Linked DNA regions of Mus musculus: region 2 is linked to region 1. The links are chromatin loops, found by intact Hi-C in ENCODE. Cell type or tissue: heart. All regions are shown on one strand. Each heading gives the region's core, and the rest is flanking DNA. Links, peaks and the distances in the headings are about the cores only.

Region 1 (7,317 bases), core at 1,284-6,283:
TGGAGGTCAAAGGGCAACCCCAGGGTTACCCCTCACCTTCTGCTTTGTGGAGATGGGGTCTCTCTTTGATTGTTCGCTGCTGCGTGTGGCCTGTGGGCTTCCAGGATTCTCCTATCTCCACCTCCCTCCTCACTGAGGAGGTGTGGACCACAGACGCATGCTCCACCGTGTCCAGCTTCAGCCCTGGCTCTCGAGTCCCGGACTCAGGTTCTCATGCTGGCATGCAAGTGCTTTGCTGGTTGAGCTGTCTCTGACGCCAAACCCCAGCAACTTAAAGAGCCGACATTATCCTCAAACGCGGATGTGACATTTGTAAGACCCCAACATTTACTGGTTCCAGAAGTACTTCCCAGTGAACCCCAGGGAAGGAAGGCAGGCAAATGCTCCAGCCAGTGAGGGGCACCTTCAGCGCGTCAGGAGACAATGGATGATGGTGTCAGGAGTCTTCCAGGTGTGTGTGTGTGCGCGCGCGCGCACGGCCTGTAGAGGACAGCCTTAGGAATCTTGCTGGGTCTCATCTTTCCTGCCGTGTTGTGTACGCAGGCTAACTGGCCCAGAAGCTTCCAGGTGCCGCTGCTGGCTCTGCCCCACCCCCACCCCCTTCACGCAAGCGTACTGGGATTACAGCAGTGCCTGCATCCAGCTTTTACATGGGTTCAGGGAGGGGCTGAGTCAGCGCACATGGAAGACATCTTTCCCCACTAAGCCATCTCCCAGGCCTGGGGATCTTTATCTATGATGGAGTTAGGAACCTGGAAACGCTAGGTGAGAAGTTACTGTCTTGTGTGCCCATCTGTGAAACCTCTGTAGACTTCACCATTAGTAACAAAAGCTTACCCTGACTATGTCCTTTCCGGGCAGAGCCTTTCAGACATGATTAGGGCTAGATTGGTTATCAGTCCCCATGATTAATTCCAGTGGCCTATAGGTAGAAAGAGAGACCAGAAGGTACGTGTCCAGGCTCCCTGTCTCTTGGCCTCTGATGACCTGTGTCCTCTTGGCACTCTGAGGACCAGACCCAGTCCTTCAACCTCATGCCTCCAGAACCATGAGCCAAAACACACCCTTTCCCCTTATAAGGCTACCCTGCCTCGTGCATTTCGTTACAGTCACACAAAGCAGACTAAGTCACCGTTATATAAAGGATACAACATAATTGAATTATGAAAGCCGATGAGCTCATTCTGGGAGGAAGTATGAAGGGAACAGAGATACAAATATTGTGAACTCCAGGGTCAGGATGATAAAGTTGAGGAATATGGCTTAGTTTAGGATGCTTGCGTAGTGTAGATTCCTTTGCCCAGAAAGCTGCCTAAGCCAAGTGTGGTCCGAGAACACTCGAAACGCCAGCACTGGGAAGGTTGAAGTCAGAAGGTGAGACTCAAGCTCTGCTTTCAGCTGCATGAGACGGGGATGCTAACAGGGGAAACAGAGGTCAAGGAGAAGCAAGATAAGCCAAAGGGACTGGAGTGTTGCAAGAGAAAGGGACGCGCAGAGAAGAGTCTGAGTGGGTGGCATGATGGGATTCCAGAGCCAAGGCAAAGGAAATCACTGACCCAATCCTATCCTTTAAAAAAATTGTTTCTATTTTTATAACTGTGGAGGGGGAGAGTCAAGAGGTTAATGCCATGTGTCTTCTACAATGCCCCCTGTTTCACGTGTCAAACCCTGAGCTCATTTATTCAGCTAACATACCAGCCAGCTTGCTCAGGAGGCCTTCCGTCTCTGCTTTCTTGAGCCCTAGAGTTAGAGCCTGGCCATCTATGCCCATCTGGGTATTTGTGTAGGTGCTGGGAATCCCAACTGTGGTCCTCACACAAGCGCTTTCCACACAGAGCTGCCTCTTAGACCCCATCTACTAAAGAAAGCTTACAAAGGAATGAGCTTTGGGACAGTGAGGTGGCCCAGTGGATAAAGGCTCTGGCTGCCAAGCCTGTGTTCCATTCAGGGAGAGACCTCTGCAAACTGTCCTCTGACCTCTATGTATGCAACACACACACACACACACACACACACACACACACAAACACACACAAACACACACACACACTGTAATTTAAAGGCGCAGTTTTCAACTTATGCACAAGTCTCTTTACACTCTGTTGGGACCCAGCCCCTCCCTCACTGCCTGACAGAAGCAGTTGAGGCAGGAAGGGTTAATTGTGCTCCCACATGGTGGGACAGACGGAGCAGTGCAGCAGCTCACATTGCACCTACAGTCCAGGACCCCAGCCCATGGGATGCCCTGCCCATATTTTCAGGGTGGATCTTCCCCTCTGTTAATCCAGTGCAGATACTCCCTCACAGGCACGTCAGGAGGTGTGCCTCCCTCACAGGCATGTCAGGAGGTGTGTCTCCCTCACAGGCATGTCAGGAGGTGTGTCTCCCTCACAGGCATGTCAGGAGGTGTGCCTCCCTCACTGACATGTCAGGAGGTGTGTCTCCCTCACAGGCATGTCAGGAGGTGTGTCTCCCTCACAGACATGTCAGCTGGTGTGTCTCCCTCACAGGCATGTCAGGAGGTGTGTCTCCCTCACAGGCATGTCAGCTGGTGTGTCTCCCTCACAGGCATGTCAGGAGGTGTGTCTCCCTCACAGGCATGTCAGGAGGTGTGTCTCCCTCACAGGCATGTCAGGAGGTGTGTCTCCCTCACAGGCATGTCAGGAGGTGTGTCTCCCTCACAGGCATGTCAGGAGGTGTGCCTCCCTCACAGGCATGTCAGGAGGTGTGTTTCCCTCACAGGGATGTCAGGAGGTGTGTCTCCCTCACAGGCATGTCAGGAGGTGTGCCTCCCTCACAGGCATGTCAGGAGCTGTGTCTCCCTCACAGGCATGTCAGGAGGTGTGCCTCCCTCACAGGCATGTCAGGAGGTGTGTCTCCCTCACAGGCATTTCAGGAGGTGTGTCTCCCTCACAGGCATGTCAGGAGGTGTGTCTCCTAGGTGTTTCCAAGTCTTGTCAACTTTAGTCATGTGATAGCGGAGAGAGGCGGGTGTGCTGCTAGGCTTGGTGTCTGAGATAGAGAGGTTAAAACAGTTAAGTGAAATAGTTCTTTTTTTCCAGATAGTCTTATGTGGCCCTGCTTGGCCTCAAAGTCTCTACCTAGTGGAGGCTGACCTTGGTCTTCACACCCACCTGCCCTGGTTTAGGTGGTCTGTGGATTAGCACTGAGGGCTTCGTGAGTGCTAGGTAAGCACCCTATCAGCTGAGCCATATCCCAGCCCAGGATGCCTTCAAATGAGGCAGAGAGTGCAGCTTCTGATAAAAGAGGCATCCGGGTACACCAGACCTCCCCAGACTCACTGCTCTCTGGCTATGAACAGCCCATTCCTCTCTCCATCAGCTAAACATGGGAAGGTCACCAGGAAAAGGGTGTGTGTGTGTGTGTGTGTGTGTGTGTGTGTGTGTGTGTGTGTACGCCCACGCGCTCCCACGTGCATGCACGACTGTGTGTTGTGTTCTGCTTTGTTTTTGAGACAAGGTTTAACTCTGAGCCGTGGGAAGCCGGGAACTCACTACATAATCCTAGTTATCCTTGAATTTATGATGATCTGCCTCAACCTCCGGAGTGCTGGGATTATAAGATTAAACGGGGCCTCAGGCCGCCCAGGCTGGTTTTAAACTTGATATGTAGCTGAGGATAAACTGGGACTTCTGATCCTCCTGCCTCTACCTCAACAGTGCTGTGACTACAGGTGTGAATCCAAGGCCAAGTTCCTGTGGTGCTGGCGTGGGAAGCCAGGGTTCTGTACGTGCTTAGACGCACGCATGCACTCGGCGGTCTGAGCCACACCCCTCAGGCCCATTGTCTTGGAAGCTTCTCAGAGACTCTGTTAGTATCCCCAAAGGAGCCTCTCACAGGGGAGTCGTTCTCTCATAAGCCAATTGGCGAAGGAGAAAAACACAACGGAGGCAGTGTTGCCATGGCAACATTATGATTTGTTAGTTGGAAGACTGTAGATCCCAAGGGAGGCACAGAAATAAGGACCCTCTGAGGTTCAGAAAGGAAGAGAGGTGGTTTTAATGGGGACTGGAAAGCGGTCATTCTTTAGTGAGGGCAAGGTCAGCTTTGGAAAGGTGCCTAGCGCCCTCTGGTGGGTAAGTGTAGTAAGAACGGCTTTGGAGTAGATGGTTCCACATCTGTCTAGGGCAGCCCTGGGAAGAGGGCTTTGCCCAGCAGAAGGGCAAGTTCGCTGTTGTACGGTGCTGTGTTGTTGTTTTATTTTGTTTTTGTTCGTGTTGGGGCATCTAGCCCAGGCTAGCCTTGTATTAATCGACCTTCCAAGTGTCAGGATTACAGGCCCGCATCACACTAGGCCTTAGCTGCACTTTAAAATGGGCATCATGGGCCAATAGCAGAGGTGCCTGCCGCCATGCATGAGACCCCTGTGGAGTTTTAAAATCCTTACATGAACACTACGAGTTCGTTTTACTCTATGCTACTTTCATTATAACCCCCCCCCGCAAGAATGTAAGCATTTTTTTAAAAGTTTTGCTATTTTATTTATTATTATTTATTTACTTATGGGAGAGGGGCATACATGTGCCACCACACACACGTGGACGTCAGAGGACAATTTGCAGGGGACAATTTCCACCGTGTGGGTCCTGGGGATCGAACTCAGGTTCAAACTCTTGGCAGCAAGACCCTTTACCCGCTGTGCCAGCTTGCGGGCCTTCGATGGTTCTTTGTGATGACGGTTGCTGATGCACACACTGGTAAGTCACGTGAAAGGGAAATAAAAGAGGGCTGAGAGTCAGGTGTGGATGAGAGCCACATGCTCGCTCCGGCTGCACCCGGTCACCTGGCAGAGAGACAGCCTCAGAGGAGTTCTCAGCTCCATAACTAACACCTGACATACAGAGGCAGAGGAAAACCCCAGTCACAAACAAAGTAAACACAGGAAGAGAAAAAGCATGCGGGCAGCAGTCTTTGCAAGTTAAGACCTGACTTTGATCGTCTGGAGCCACATGCAGTCTTGTCCTTTGTGACTGGGGAAGTAGACAGGCGAGTCCCTGAGACTCTCTGGCCGGCCAACCTGGGCTATTTGGCGACCACTGAGAGATCCTATCTCAGAAAACAAGATGGTTGGCGCCTGAGAAAGGACCACCAGGGTTGACCTACAGACACTCGTCCCGTCAATGAAGTAGACACAAGCACACAGGGTAGAAACGAAGCTGGCCTTCCCTGTAGCAGGAAGTACTGAAAGGAGAGCCGGACCGAGAGGCAGGCTGATCTCTGTGAGCTCCAGGACAGCCTGGTCTACATAGTGAGACCCTGTATAAAAAGAAAACAAAACAACAGATGTGTCCTTTAGTCTAAACCCCCTCCCCCACTCACTTGCCAAGAACAGTTTCCCCTCAGTATGGAAACAGCAGTTTGTTACACAGTCTGCAGTTTGTTACACAGTCTGCAGTTTGTTACAGTCTAGTCCAGGTACTGTCCTGCTTTCTTTCACTTCCTTCTTCCTTGTACATTTTGTGTGAAAGGACACCCGTGGGCAAGCCCCAGTGCCTTGCTCTCTTTTAGCTCAGGCTAGCCTCAAATCCACTACATAGCTAAGGACGACCTTGAACTCCAGATCTTCCTGCCTCTACCTGGGATTATAGGTGCGGATCACCACTCCTGAGTGAATGGGGGGGGGGGGTTCACATGCACTTTGTGTGTGTGCTGGGGGAAGTCATGTGGAAGTCAAAATTCAACTCCATCAGTCCATCAAAGCTTTGGTTAGGTTTATTGTTATTTTCAAAGACAGGGTTTCTCTGTGTAATAGCCCTGGCTATCCTGGAGCTCACTCTGTAGACCTGTTTGCCTCTGTCTATGGAGTGCCAGGATTAAAGGCATGTGCCACCACCGCCTTGGCTTACAGTGTGACAAGGTCTCTCACTGTACTGGAATACACCAGTGTGGCCCACAGGCCCCGGCCTCCCAGCACTCCTGTTACACATGTCAGTCACACAGGCTCTGGGGCTCACACTCACCCTTATACAGCAAGCATTTACCAACTGAGGTTTCTCCCCAAACCCATTTCTTTTTTAACTACAGTCTATCAAGATGAGACAGGAGGTAGAGAAAACCACTGTTTCTTTGAAAATACATCCTTTTTCCTTGAAGAATGTTTTTAAAAGATTTATTATGTATATGGGTGTTCTATCTGCATGTACACCTGCATGCCAGAAGAGGGCATCAGATCCCATTACTGATGGTTGTGAGCCACCATGTGGTGTGGGGAATTGAACTCAGGACCTCTGGAAGAGCAGTCTTATGTGCTGAGCCATCTCTCCAGCACCCCACCCCCCCAGAACATTGTTTGTTTGTTTGTTTGTTTGTTTGTTTTGAAATAGGGTCTCTCTACATCTCCCTGACTCTCCTGGAACTCACCATGTAAGGCAAGATGACCTGAAACTCACAGAGATTGGCCTGAGTGCTGGGACTGAAGGTGTGTGCCAACATGCCCAAGTAAGAGACATTTTTATATAAGGTTTGTCCTCATCGTCCAGTAAATCTAAGAAAACCAATGACAGTCAGACGTGGCAACACACATGCCATCCTGTAATCCCAGCCTTGGCGGTGGAGGCAGAAGAGGCTGAGTTCACGTCCATCCTCAGCTACATGGAAATAGTGGAGCCAGCCTGGGCTATATAACACCCTGTCTTAAAAATAAATAAATACCTACAAGCAGTACTCTGTGATATATGGACAAATCTGAACTATTCCAGTGATCTCTGTCCCATGAGACAAGATACTAGATAGGCTCAAACAATATATATGAGTATATGTACACACACACACATACACACACACACACACACACACACACACACACACATATATATATATATATACACACACACATATACTTATATGAGGGTTTCTCTGTGTAGCACTGGCTGTCCTGAAACTAGCTCTGTAAACCAGGCTGGCCTTGACCTCACATAGATGTTTCCCAGGCTCGCTCTCTCTCTCTCTCTCTCTCTCTCTCTCTCTCTCTTGCTCTCCCTATCTCTCTCTGACACACACACACACACACACACCACATACACATTATAAAATCTAAACAACATAATTCTAATAACCCATAGATCAAAAAAAATGATAAGCAAATGAGAAAATATTCTTAATTTTAATGAAAATTAAAAGTCCAGGGCCAAGGCTAAACCTCAGCAGTAAAGACGCCCACTGCTAAGCCTGGCGGCCTGCATCTGGGCCCCACAACATGGTGGAAGGAGAGAATCGACTTGTGCATTTTGTCCTCCGAGCTCCACACATGTGCAACGGCACAGTGACATACACACACAAAATAAATAACCGTGACTA
Region 2 (7,317 bases), core at 1,055-6,054, 160 kb before region 1:
TGTCAGTAACCTGCGCAGTTTGGGCTCCGCCCCAAACAGGGGGCGTCTTCCAGTGTCCCCAGACTTTGAAGAGAGTGGGGAAGGGGCCTTCAGGGGGTCCCTGCAGGAAGGGAGCGCAGAGGCAGCGGCCGGCCCAGCGAGCATCATCAGTAAGTATGCAGCGGCTAGCGGGAGTTTCAGAGGAGTGCGAGGCAGTGGAGGGGCCCCTCTAGGCAGGCCCCACGGGGCAGGAGGTGCAGTAGGAGCTCTGTTGGGGGGCTTCGATCGTTCCAGGATCGCACGTTTCCCCCGGGATGCGGATTGGTCCCGACTCGGTGGAGGGTCCTGGGTGGGTTGGGAGACTCACCTGAGGCGGCCAAGCCGGGCCGGGTCGGGCCGCGCCGGGAGCTGGAGGCGGCCAATGTTCCCCGGCGCAGGCTGAGCCGACAGTGACAGCCGCCTCCGGCCCCCCGCACACACCCCTCCGGGCCGCACGGCGCCCCCGCCCGCCCACTGTCTCCGCCCCCGCCCCTCCCCGCTCCCCCGGGCTGCCACCTCCCCTCCTCCCTCCCTTCAAGCCCCGAGACCCCGGGGAGCGGGAGCCCAGACACACTCCAGTGGTAGATTCAGACAGACCGACAGACCCGCAGACCCGCAGCGGCGGGGCAGACACCCACGTGACAGACGGACCGCAGCCTGCGGAGACACCAGACACCGTTCACGCAGGCGACAGTCTCCTGCGGTGACAAGTCACAGACAGACCGGTCGCCTTTCACGGACGGAAGGACACACTGACAGCTCTAATCCAGAAAGATCAGAGGCCTAATATTTGGCATCTGTAACCAGGACAAAGCTTGGGGCAGGGTAATAAGAGAAGAGACACGAGAAAGCCTGACTGAGGACCCCCTTCAGCTGACACTGGTAGAAAAGATGACGTGGGACATCTCTGTGGAGACGAAAGAACACCTGTAGGAACAAATAACAGAAACACAGGCTCTCCCTTATAGGAAAAGACCCCTGTGGGCAAGAAGAGGTGACACGGGGACAGCTGAGAAGCCAGACCACATAGTGGCAAGCAGAAGGCTGTGGGGAGATGCTACAATGCACTCTGCTGCAGCTCTGGAAACTTCCGGAACCCCCGAGGGTGGGCTTGAGCTAATTCCCCTGACCGGTGACCTCCGGCTGTCATCACAAGGGTCCGGCTGGTCCATGACATCACCGGGCCAAGCTTTCATTGGTTGTTGTGGCTAGCAGGTGGGAGCGGCCTACACTTGGAGCCCCCAGCCTGTTTGGGAGTCCCTTAGACCACACGCCCAGCCTTCTAGGGAGTCTCCCACCTAGCTGCACCTTAGTGACTGTGGGAAGTGTGCAGTTTTGTGCCCACGCGAGATCACTACATGAAAGAGACAACTGGCTCACGGGGTGGGTGGGGGCATCTGGCTCTGGAGCCTGCGGGCCGCTGCTGCGTGGGCGACTGGCCTGCACGCGAGAGCGTGGGGACGTGCGTGCGCGCACGCGATATGGGGCGCTGCGTGGATCTATGGGGGGTAGGGGGACACGTGCACGCATGCTCGCTGTGGACGCCGGGAGCTTTCCCTCGAGCCCCAGACACTCATCACTCATCAGTCACTTCCTCCGAGCAAGGGGCAAAGGCGCGCTGTCTTGCAAAAGGCTGGTCCCCAGAAGATACCAGCGCAGAGTCCAACCTCTCCCAGATATGCGATTTTCATCTCTCCAAACTGCGACATCCCCCCCGCCCCCCCCCCCCGCCCTCCAACCCTCCTGTCCCTGGAGAACCTGGCCACTGCATGCCGGGAAACTCATCTGCAGTCCAGCTCACTCGCGACGGGTCCGTGCTGACTATCGCCAGGTGGCGCCAGAGGCTGTCATTCGGACCTTGAGGACTGGGGTGGGACCAACCCTTGATTGTCTCTTTCCTGGTGTCTCTGGAAAGAGGAACAGACAGGGTGTGTGTTACTGTTGCTGTGGGAGAGAAAGAGTCTGACGCCGCTTCTGAGCATGGTAACGCCAGATTATTAAAACCGTGAAGGGAAATGAGGGAATGAGTGAGGCCAGTCCTGCCCAGTCTTGAAGCTCAGCGCCTTTAGCCTATAAACAGGGTCCAGTTAGTGACAGTATCTTGTTCCTTATCCAGTTGTTCCAAAAACAGGTGATGCTGGGCAATTTATCTCTTGACCTTTGTAACTATGAGTTTGTCTCACTGAAAGAAAGATCCTGGGACAAGAATAAACTGTCGATGGGCCTCAGGTTTACCATAAATCCATAATAGCTTAGACAGCTTAGTAAGCAAAAGGGCAGGAAGAGGTTTGTAAGATGATCCAGTCAACCAAGACGTTTGTCGCCGAACATACTTAGGACCCACGTGGTGGAAGGAGAGAACCAACTCCCTGAAATGTGTCCTCTGACCTCGGGATGTACCCTACCCTCCATAAATAAGTGCAAGAAGTGGAGGAGGAGAAAGAGGAGGGCGAGGAAGAGGAGGGGGAAGAGGAGGGAGAGGGAGAGGGAGAGGAGGAAGAAGAAACAACTCTGAAGACAGCCATGTGAGATTACACTTGACATCAAGTATCAGTTGCTTTTAAGGAACCTGGTGCTACCTTTCACAGTATCCTGCTTTACCATCTTCAGAAAGTGACTTCCAACAACATACGGTGTAACAAGGCTCCTGGAGTGTCAGCCATCAGTCACATCTGCACCCTCCAAGACAGGATAAATGATGTTCTTGCTCTGTTTAAGGCCATTTCCTGGAAACTGACACACAACTCTTGAGTTTCCATCCTACTGGCCAAGGTGTATTTCTAAGGTGTTGTTTGCTATGAATGCGGTCCAAAAAGGTTGTCTGTGTTTTGATGTCTGGACTGATCTAAAATTTGACTGTATATATATATTTTTTAAAGATTTATTTATTATTATATCTAAGTACACTGTAGCTGGCTTCAGATGCACCAGAAGAGGGCGTCAGATCTCATTATGGGTGGTTGTGAGCCACCATGTGGTTGCTAGGATTTGAACTCAGGACCTCTGGAAGAGCAGTCAGTGCTCTTACCCGCTGAGCCATCTCTCCAGCCCAAATTTGACTGTATTTAAAACATTTTAATTGCATTTGATAGATTTATCTTTTGTGAATATGTGTAGAGGTCAGAAGACAATTTGTGGAAATCAACTCCCTCTATCACATGGGTCCACAGATCTCGGTAGCAAGCCCCTTTACCCACTAAGCCTTCTTGTCTTTCCCTTGGCTGTTTTAATGATAGGAACAAGGAAGACTGGATCCTAAAGAACATTACCAATTTGCTAAATGCTAAATGACACCTTCCTTTGTTTTTGTCATCGCAGCTCTTAAACACATCCAAATCTTCGGATTCCAAAGATGCCCTCATTTCTTTCACAAAACCCGCATCCCAAGTGCTCCCTTCCCCTAACTGGTGCTCTAGAATTTGCATGAGTTCTCATGCCATGCCTGAGTTGTCCACTGGAGGGCGCTGTTTGAGATATGGGATCCTGTTGAAGGAGAAACATTCATAATGTCTACTAGAGGGCACTGCTTGGGACTTTAAAGGCCATTAGAGAAGGCGCATCTAGAGTGGAAGTCTTTGAGGGCACTGTGAAGTGGGAGAGGTGTAGGACAAGGGGTCCTAAACAGGGAATTTCTGCTCTGGGTACTGGTTCCTGACCTAGGTTCTTCCAGTGCAGGACCAGAGGGCTCGGTTCTGGTCAGCTTAATCTTAGGTTTGTTCGACTGGGTCTCTGAAATAGCCATTGAGTGACTCCACTGAATCTAGGTTGTAGCTCTTCAAGAGTGGGGAACCCGAGGCTAGGCAAAGCACGTTCCTTTTTCTTTTTTTTCTTTTCTTTCTTTCTTTCTTTCTTTCTTTCTTTCTTTCTTTCTTTCTTTCTTTTTTAATATTTATTTATTTGTTATATGTAAGTACACTGTAGCTGTCTTCAGAAGAAGACAGCATCAGAAGAGGGCATCAGATTTTGTTACGGATGGTTGTGAGCCAACTCAGAACCTTTGGAAGAGCAGTCGGTGCTCTTAACCTCTGAGCCATTTCACCAGCCCCACATTCCTTTTCCTGCTCATTGTTTTCTATGTCCCTTACTTAAGATTGTCCTAAAATTCAAGGGTAGGGGCGTGGCTTAGTGGTAGAGCCCCTGCCTAGAATCCCCCAGGGAGGGGCTGGGGGCGTGGCTCAGTGGTAGAGCCTCTGCCTAGAATCCCCCAGTGGGGGGCTGGGGGCGTGGCTCAGTGGTAGAGCTCCTGCCTAGAATCCCCCAGGGAGGGGCTGGGGGCGTGGCTCAGTGGTAGAGCCCCTGCCTAGAATCCCCCAGGGAGGGGCTGGGGGCGTGGCTCAGTGGTAGAGCCCCTGCCTAGAATCCCCCAGGGAGGGACTGGGGGCGTGGCTCAGTGGTAGAGCCCCTGCCTAGAATCACCCAGGGAGGGGCTGGGGGCGTGGCTCAGTGGTAGAGGATGTTGGTTTAGGATGTGGAAAATCCTGGGCTTCTACCCCCGCCCAGCACAGGGGAAGTCAAGGAAGACAATGTCCCATTATTTCAGGAGCAGCCTTAGCCTTGGATTACACTTTTGAAACCTGGATGGCTGAGGGGTACTGCCTTTATAGAACGGTGGGAATATCACTTTGGAATATCTTTTTATCTTAAAATATTACATCTTGATATTTATTTAAAGTCTGTCTCTCTTTCTTTCTCTGTGTGTGTTCACAAGTGTACCATGTCACATGTGTGGTGGTCAGGGGATACGTTTTGGGAGTGGTTTCCCTCTTTCTACCATGTGGGTTCGGGGGGTATGGAACTTGGGTCATCAGGTCTGATGCACCTTTGAGCTATAACTTCAGTGACTGCGAATATTTGCCATTGTACCCAGGAGAGGTGAGAGAGTACCATTAGTGAGTTAACACAGACTCAGACGGCTCTCAGAGGCTGAGCAAATTCTTCCCCTGCTGTAGCTTCCGTTTGTCCATGGCCCAGGTCTTCTCTGAAGCTGTACTCTTCTCTGGCTCTGCTGACACCTTTCCTAGCAAGGAAGTGGTATAAAATGCTTGCTGATGGGCACCTGCCCCAGGACTTCCCACTCACCATTGTTGTTGAGCTCTTGGGGTTTCCAAGTAAGTTGGAGAGGGAGGGGGGTAGGCAAGTTTGGTTGGTGGAGAGTGGGGCTGTAAATACGTATTATTACGTACTTATTTATGCTTAAGGTTTCACCTCCTTTTACCTTCCTCTCTTACCAGGATACCTGTGGCTCTCAAGCCCTCCCTTCTGTCCCTGCCCCCTGCAGAGAATGATCTGGAAGGATTCTCTGTTTTGGAATCTTTGAGAGCTGTTCTACTTTCATTTCTGTTGCTCTGATGAAACAACCTACGAAAAAACCAGCTTAATAGAGAAGAGATTATTTTAGCTCTACCACTTGAGGTTACTATCTGTGACTATGGGGTTGTCATAGGAGGGCACAGCTAATCACATCACATCCATGGTCAGTCAAGAGCAGAGATACAGGGATGCATGTAGTTTACTTGGTTGCCCTGCTAGATTTCTCCACTCTTATGTAGCTTAGGGAATGGTGCCACCCATGGTGGGCAAAGTCTTTCCACATCAATTGCCTTAAGAAAATCCCACAGAGATGCTGGACAGCTAAATGTAAGTAATCCCTCCCTCACAGAGATTATTTTTCCAAGTGAGTCTAGGTTGTGTCAAGTTGATAGTTAAAGTTAGCCATCCTAAAAGTCACGGGGTCCTAGGAAACAAGGAAAGGTCCTCAGAAAACGCACTTATCCCCAGTTCTTCCCCCAGAGCTGGATATCTTGTACCTGCATCCCTCCCTAAGATGCCGAAGACACTCTTAGTCTACAGGTTCAACACCGTGAACCACCCCTTCCTACCAACGAGGCTCAAGAGAACCAGAGAAGTAGAGAGACATATAGGTAGCGTCAAAATGAGGAAAGAGGCTGTCATAGTTTTTACCAGCTTGACACATAACTGGGTGGGGAACTCAGTAGAGGAACTGCCACCATTAGATTGATCCATGGGCACATCTGTGGGGTATTTTCTTAATTGCCAACGGATGTAGGAGGGTCTAGCCCACTGTGGATGGTGCCATCTTTGCATAGATAGGCCTGAGCGGTGTAAGAAAAGCAATCTGTGGAAGCTAAGCCCGAATGCCAGAAAACAGTGTTCCTCCACGATCTGTGCTTCTGTTTCTGCCTCCAGGTTCCTTCATTGGTTTCCCTGGATGATGGGCTGTAACCTCTAACCAAGTAAGGCTTTCCTCACCACAGTTGCTTTTGGTCAGTGTTTTTATCACGTTTGCTGTTGTGTTTGGACATATGTGAGTGGGCGGCGTGTGGATGCCAGGGATCATTCTTTTTTTTTTTTTTTTTTTTTTTTTTAAGATTTATTTATTTATTTATTTATTTATTTATTTATTATATGTAAGTACACTGTAGCTGTCTTCAGACACTCCAGAAGAGGGAGTCAGATCTCTTTACGGATGGTTTTGAGCCACCATGTGGTTGCTGGGATTTGAACTCAGGACCTTTGGAAGATCAGTCAGTGCTCTTACCCGCTGAGCCATCTCACCAGCCCGCCAGGGATCATTCTTAATTGGTTTTCTACTTTATTCCTGAGGCAAGGTCACTCAATCAAACCCAGAGCTCACCAATGTGGCTCCTCTTATTTACCTCAGCAACACATCCAAGGTTTCTATGACCAGGGTCTGGATGTAGTAAGCAAAATAATTAGCAAGTGATGTCTAAAATAACTACCACATTCTGTCAAGAATGAACATCTTGAGATTACTCTGCCCTTTATCTAACTCTGTGCAAATTACGTTTTTTATGGGCTGTTTTGCCCTCAAAAACTCTGGATCACTGAGTTCGGACATCAGGAGTCTTTTCAGAAGCATAAGCCCTCTCCAGTCTGGTTACCGGTAAAAAAGATTTACCCCCTCCCCCCACATTTTAAAATTTGTTTTCTCCTCTCCTACATTACAGCCAGGCTGCAGTTTCCTTTCTCTCTATTCCTCCTAGTCCTCCCCCAAACTCCCCTTTCCCCTAAGATCAACTTCTCTGTTGCCCTTCAAAGGAAAAAAAAAAAAAAAAGCAGGCTCCCAACTTAAAAAAAAAAAAGATTTATTTATTTATTATCTGTAAGTATACTGTAACTGTCTTCAGACGTCCCAGAAAAGGATATCAGATCTTTATTACGGATGGTTGTGAGCCACCGTGTGGTTGCTGGGATTTGAACTCTTAGCCGCTGAGTCATCAATCCAGCCCGGTTCCCAACTTTTAATTGGCTTAATCA

Evidence for each region. Peaks named below come from ENCODE experiments on the same cell type or tissue, not always from the same donor. Only the 100,000 strongest peaks of a DNase experiment are listed, where the experiment ranks them.
Region 2: a loop joins it to region 1, with 5 times the contacts of the local background. A loop is called at or near these places in 21 of 42 quality-filtered maps.

Annotation. Positions count from the first base shown.
Region 1 is chr5:137,119,573-137,126,889 of GRCm38, reverse strand. No RefSeq gene overlaps it. Among named protein-coding and RNA genes, the nearest start is that of Trim56, 7.0 kb to the right of the region's middle. In heart, for the core only: a CTCF peak has its summit at 6,146 (motif pointing right); a DNase peak (open chromatin) is centred at 3,969; H3K27ac peaks cover 362 bases.
Region 2 is chr5:137,281,397-137,288,713 of GRCm38, reverse strand. Gm42456 (a long non-coding RNA gene) reads left to right here and starts at 70. Exons shown (of 4, transcript XR_003955815.1): 1 at 70-149; 2 at 4,990-5,126; 3 at 5,250-5,655; 4 at 6,226-6,368. It overlaps Ache (acetylcholinesterase), which reads right to left and starts at 460. Exons shown (of 5, transcript NM_009599.4): 1 at 347-460. In heart, for the core only: CTCF peaks have their summits at 1,643, 1,853 (motif pointing right) and 3,484 (motif pointing right); DNase peaks (open chromatin) are centred at 1,383 and 1,843; H3K4me3 peaks cover 928 bases; H3K27ac peaks cover 847 bases; H3K27me3 peaks cover 531 bases.